Linked DNA regions of Mus musculus: region 2 is linked to region 1. A link is a contact called in ENCODE POLR2A ChIA-PET data. All regions are on one chromosome and are shown on one strand. The core of a region is the stretch at or near the end of the contact, and the rest is flanking DNA. Distances in the headings are between cores, read along the strand shown.

Region 1 (3,295 bases), core at 164-2,663:
TTTGCTTGTGTGTTTTTAGGCAGGGTCTCTATAAATAGCCTTGGCTGCCCTGAAATCCACTCTGTAAACCAGGCTGTCCTGGAACTCACAGAGATCTACCTGCAACTGCCTCCCAAGTGCTGAGATAAAAGGCGTGTGCCACCACGCTGGGTTAAGAGCAACTAGTGCTTTTAACTGAGCACCTCTGATTCTTCTCTTAAAGCAGTTTGCAAATTGTTTTGTCTGAGATAAAGTCTTACCGTGTAGCCCTGGCTGGCCTTGAACTTGCTGTATAGCCCAAGTGGACCTCAAAATCAGCTGCTGCCTTGGTCTCGGGAGTGCGCTGGGGCTATGGGCATGTTCCAGCTCCAAGTTCTTTGTGCAGTATCCTTCAGAGCACTGTCAGTTGTGGATTCCAAGGCCATCATTGCTTCCACATGGACATCAGCCCAATCTTTCATTACTCAGCACAGCCACACCTTCCCCGTAGCACAGTGCAGATGGTTTTTCTGACTCTCTGCTTCCTCAGCCATTTCCTGACCCCCAGAATCAGCCTAGATTTTGTGTCTAAGCTTCTTCTTGACCTCAGGATATGTTGTGGACTGCATGAAAGGTTTAGAAATTAGACATCTTTCCCTGGACCCACATGTATTGTGAAAATATAGAAGCTAGGTAGTTGCTGTGCATTCCCCACCCTCACCCCTGCCTCTAGTGTACCAACCAGTGTGATGTGTCTCTTATCCTGAACAAATGGGAAAGTCGGTGTGGTAGTCTGAATGAAAATGGCATCTATAAGCTCATTTATTATTTGAATACTCAGTCCCAAGTTGGTGGAACTATTTGGGAAGGATTAGGAAGTGTGGCCATATTGGAGGAGGTGTGTCCCTGGGGGTGGGCTTTGAGGTTTCAAAGGCCCATGCCATTTCCCGTTAGCTCCCTCTGCCTCATTTTTATGGCTAGGCATGTAAGCTTTCAGCTACTGTTCCTGTACCATGCCTGCCTGCCTGATGCTGTACTCCTTACATCAAGGCCATGGACTCACGCTCTGGGTGGGGCTGTAAGCCCTCACAAGCTGTTTCTTTTTCAAGTTGTCTTGGTCATGTTGCCTTATCACATATTAAAAAAAAAAAAAGTAACTAATACAGTAGTGGACTCTGGAAACAGGACCCTCTGAAAAATCCTGGTCTCCTTTGAACGTCACCAGTTTGCAGCAGTAGATGGCAAGGAAATATGGAAATGTGGGCGAGCCAGCCACAGGAGGAAGTATTAGGTGTACTACCCACCAGGACAATAGCCTTCACTTGGCAGTCAGTGTTTCTGGAAGGTTATTTTTAACTGCCACATCATAAAGTAAACGTTTGCCCTTGATAAGTGCCCTCCCTGTTCACTGGCTTGTTCTAAACTCTGGTCAGAGAGATTACCGGAAGAGCCCAGGAGTGATAGGAAAGGGGAGTCTGGGTGAGGGCTGCCAGCTGAGATATCCTTGACAGAGCAAACAATCAACCTGCCCTGTGTGCTAGAGCTTGCGTCACCTGGTCATGAGGGGCAGTGGAATTTGTGGAATGGATTGTCCTCTTGTGGTCACCCAATATCCCCGAATAATAGGAGCACACATTCTTAGTTTTATGTAAGAGCTAATAAGGACTGCTCTGCCCAGCTGAGCAGAGGCAGGGATGGCAGCAGATGCCAGCCTACATGCCTTTCTATCCTTGCTTTCTCCTTCCGCTCTCTCTTAACCCCAAGGAAGAAAAAAATGAGGATGGAAAGAGGAGAAAAGACAGACCCACTGTACAGGGGTCATTAGAAGTGTGACACAGCTGTTGGCAGATAAATATGGAGAATGGAAATACAAAAGACTGGGTTTCTCACTTATTAGAATGTCCCTTCCCTCCCTACCCCTCCCTCCATTCTTCCCTCCCGTTCTTATTTTATTCTTACATTCTTATATTCTTATATTCATTATATCCCCAGCTGGCCTCAAACTCCCTGTGTAACTAAGGATGCTATTTTCAATGTCTGACCTTCCAGCCTCTCCCTCCAGGGTGCTGGGATTACATGTGTATGCTACCGTACCTGCTTTATGAGGTGTTGGGCATGGAACCCTAGGTTTTCAGGCATGCTGGCCAAGCAGTCAACCAGCTGAGTTCATCCCGCGTCCAGAACTTTCCTTTTGTTTCACTGTTGAATTTCCTCAGTGACTACCTTCCTACAACAAAGGACTGAGGGATGATGTAACTATTATAAGCTGAGATCATCTGTTTAGATTTAGGAACTGAGAAAATTGCCTTCTCCAAATATAACATTTGAAGGTTGTTGTTGTTTTTTTCCTCCCCTACATATAATTAAAAATCAACTTCAGCTGGGTGAGACAATATAAGACCTTGATAATTCTGCTCTAAACAGTTCAGAAGTGAAAAAGTCAGGGTTGCAAATTTCCAGACATGCTTTGCTTTGTATGGCTTCAAATTTTTTTATTTACTTATTTTCTTATTTAATATATATTGGTGTTTTGGCTGCACATTTGTCTGTGTGATGGTGCTAGAAGCCCTGGTACTGGAGTTACAGACAGGTGTGAGCTGCTGTGTGGATGCTGGGAATTGAACCCGGGTCCTTTGGAAGGGCAATTGGTGTGCTTGACAGCTGGGCCATCTCTCCAGCCCATGTGGTATCAATTTCTATCTGAGGCCGGCTCCAGTGTTTCAGAATTCATCTCCCCAAAGCAGCTCTTTCTTCCTACAACTCCTGAAGAGGGTCCACAGGGCTGTCTACAGGGCCCAGGAGTGGTTGAGCAGACAGGGGGTTGTCAAGGGCTGCTTGGCCCAGGCTTGCCTTTCAGAGTTGATTCCAGCAGCAGGGTGGTGGGATTAATTGCTCTGTGGATTTAAACGCCATGAGTGTTTGCAATGAAGGATTTGAGGACAGACAAGGGGGCAACAACTGAAATGTTATCACTGCATCTTCTAAAAGGTTAGTCCTACCTTCTGAACTGAAGATAAAGTTTGCTTAAGAGAGAATTTAACTCATTCTGAAACGTGAGGCAAAAACATCCGAGTAACGATAAACTAATTTATACCAAAATGTGTGAACCCAGGCAGGAATAAAGTTGCACAATGCCAAGTGTCAGGTGAGCTAAGAAGTCATTTTATTTCCCTGCAATTGAATTAAATTTACTCATAAGCCCTAACTTCTGCTTATTAACAGAAAACTTTGTCTTTTCTGATTGAAGATAAATTCACTTACTTCTTGCTTAAAACTCTATCTTTTATGAGTTCTTAGTCCATTCAGAATATTCCTTTTCTTGCCATTCATGGTTCTG
Region 2 (2,859 bases), core at 270-2,769, 96 kb after region 1:
ATATTTCCTGTCAATACAGATGGCTTCTTTCATAGTCTCAGCAAAATTAACAACTAGTAACTTAAAATTTATTATTTTTTAAAATTTTCTGTGTATGAGTGTTCTGCCTGCATGTATATATGCGCACCTTGTTCATGCTTGGGGCTCATGGAGGACAGGAGAGGTCTTTGGGTCCCCTAAAACTTTAATTACAGACAATTGGGTGCTGAGAATTAAACTTGGATCCTCTGGAATAGAAGCAAGTGTTTGTGATCACTGAGCCATTTCTCCAGCCCTGCCACTAGTAACATGAACATTAAAATGATAGTTAATGTCTCCTCTGTTGTCTGAATTAATTTTTATCAGGTTATCTAATAATATTGCTTATAATAAGTTCCCCTCCTCTTCCTCCTCCTCCTCTTCCTCCTCCTCTTCCTCCTCCTCCTCTTCCACCTCCTCCTAGTACAGACAGAATTGAGTCCCAGGCCAAGTATCGCATTTAGTAATCATCTTTTTAGCCTTTGTTTAGTGACACCCTTTCTTAAACAAGAGTCATTTTTAAAGAATTGTCCTTTGTTTCTACAGACACCGGGAACAGGTCTTAATTTAACTTTCTGACCTACATAGTTTTGTATCATTTGTTTTTGCCATAAAAGGGATCAGACCTAAAGCCGTGTGAGTGGCAAGCAGGCTTTCCTGAGCTATGCACCCTCCCTCACCCCTCACCTCCCCGAGTGTTATCACTTCAAACAGGGTCTCACTAACTTACCCAGACTTCTCTAGCCTTAAATTTGCAATCCTCTTACCTCAGCCTCCTGGCCTGGATTCCAGGCGTGTACTTCCGTGGCCTGCTCTCTGTATCATATTTGAAAAATCATTTATTTTGTTGAGTTTTCTAACCCTGAGCATGGTGCTACATGCCTGTGCCTGGTCCTTGGACCCGGGCTGTGAGGTTTCTTTCTGTCAACCCATCTAGTCTCAAGGTTACACACTTCCCACAGAGAGGTTCGGTAAAGCCATTGACCAAACCTCCTCACATCACGATGAAAGTTGTAAACAAACATTTGTTTATTCCTAAAATCTTCAAAGTTACCAAATAACCCCATGATCATAAAGAAGTATAAAAACAGGAGTTTGGTATAAAAATGGGACTTTGGTAGGAACATCAGAATTCACACTGTTGAAGAATGCATGATAAGGCTAGAGACTATCTCAAGAAACCAATGATGTGATCATTTTGGGAGAGAGACAGGAAACTGGATGAGGGCAGGATGGAGAAGACAGGATAGATGCAGTGGGCTTTAAAGTACAAGAGGAAGTAGAGGATATGGTTCAGAGACTGAATATACCTAACATGGAAATCAACCCCCAGCACCTAAAACAACCAAAAAACCAAACCCAAACAACAGCAAACCCAGTAAAAGGTGTTTGATCACTACGAAGGCTCATGCAGCATGTTTAATACCCCAGTGACTTGTGGAATTGTTTGGTGACCTGGTCATCGTGTTTGGTAATGTGATGGTTTGGGGGTGGGCTCTGTTGGTGAGGGCATCCATTGGGCAGATGGAACCCAGAGCTGAGCTGGGAAAGCATTTCTTTCCTAGAGCCTCTTTGTGAGTTTGGTCTTCCTTCCCTTGGGCGTAGCTGTGTGGAATGAGCTCATCTGTTATGATAATGGTTCCCCAGACTGGGCTCACTCCCACATCTCCCTGGAGCCAAATCTTTTACTTGAATGTCAACAAAATGGCAGCTCTCAGCAAGGGAACATTCTTGATTCCTGAGATGGGGAACGGAGCCAGGCACTTGTCCGTTTGTTTTCAGATGGACTGCTTCTTATGTTGTAAATATTTAACCATTCACCATAGACTTCTTACCGGAGTTTCTGTTTGGTTTTCTGTTAATTCCATTTCTCATAGGCAGATAAAAAAAGGCTCTCACTTTCCAGAAACCTTTTTGGAAGCAAAAATTTATTATCTTTGAGAGAATTTGATAATTTGATTTGGGGGAGAATGAGAGAGAGAGAAAGACAGACAGACAGAGACAGATGGCAAAGACACAGGGAAAGAGACAGAGAGACACAGAAAGAGACAGACAGACAAAGATACACAGGGAAAGAGACAGAGATAGACAGGCAGAGAGAGAAAGACAGACAGACAGAAAGAGAGAGAGATAGACAAAGACACAGGGAAAGAAAGAGACAGAGACAGACAGGCAGAGAGACAGATGGATAGACAGACAGACAAACAGATGGACAGACAGAGATATAGAAAAAGAGAGACAAAGAGATCTGGAAGGCATGTTTTTCCATTGATCGGGTAAAGTGAACTCACCCAGTGTACGTGAAGGTAAAATAGAAGGTAATGATATTTGTAAAGAAATAATACGATTGCCATGAGCATCCTTATTGTTCCCTTCCTGTCTTTGTCTCAGTTGCTGATGGTGATGGCTAAAACCACCAAGTTTTTGTTTTGGTTTGGTTTGGTTTGGTTTTTTTCCTGCTCAATTTCAGACCTTCTACTCAAAGAACCTACATAAAGTTTGTGGTTTTGAGAGTCTAGAGAAGGGCCATTAGCCACCAAAGCTACTGGGGAAGGCCGGAGTGATCTTATCTCTCTAAGCAAAACGACTTCCAGTAGCTTCCTGCCGCCAGGAAGTCCGCAGTCCGCAGTTCCGCAGTCCGTAGTTCGAGGGGTTCTGAAAGCCTCTCATGGTGCTTGCACTTTGAAAGAAACTTCAAGAACACATTAGGCATAGACTTTAACTCCCCTCTGTTTGCTGTCTCAGTGATATATTTGTTTATTTTAGGGCAAAGGGCCCATATAGCACCTAGTTTGTGCTTTTGGTTTAATTTATGATGCTTATGTTTGAGATAGTTGGTTC

Evidence for each region. ChIA-PET counts read pairs that join two places held with the same protein, here RNA polymerase II (POLR2A).
Region 2: POLR2A ChIA-PET joins it to region 1 with 51 read pairs in Patski. The contact joins two enhancer-like sites. POLR2A ChIA-PET finds 5 or more read pairs at or near these places in 2 of 5 experiments (Patski and embryonic stem cell).

The regions. Positions count from the first base shown.
Region 1 is chr5:92,744,583-92,747,877 of GRCm38, forward strand. All of the region lies in intron 1 of Shroom3 (shroom family member 3), which reads left to right. Among named protein-coding and RNA genes, the nearest start is that of Mir1961, 42 kb to the right of the region's middle. Within about 2 kb of position 1,414, at least 1 of the 3 ENCODE cell types and tissues checked has a DNase peak (open chromatin) inside an H3K27ac peak, as active enhancers do.
Region 2 is chr5:92,839,997-92,842,855 of GRCm38, forward strand. All of the region lies in intron 2 of Shroom3 (shroom family member 3), which reads left to right. Among named protein-coding and RNA genes, the nearest start is that of Mir1961, 53 kb to the left of the region's middle. Within about 2 kb of position 1,520, at least 1 of the 3 ENCODE cell types and tissues checked has a DNase peak (open chromatin) inside an H3K27ac peak, as active enhancers do.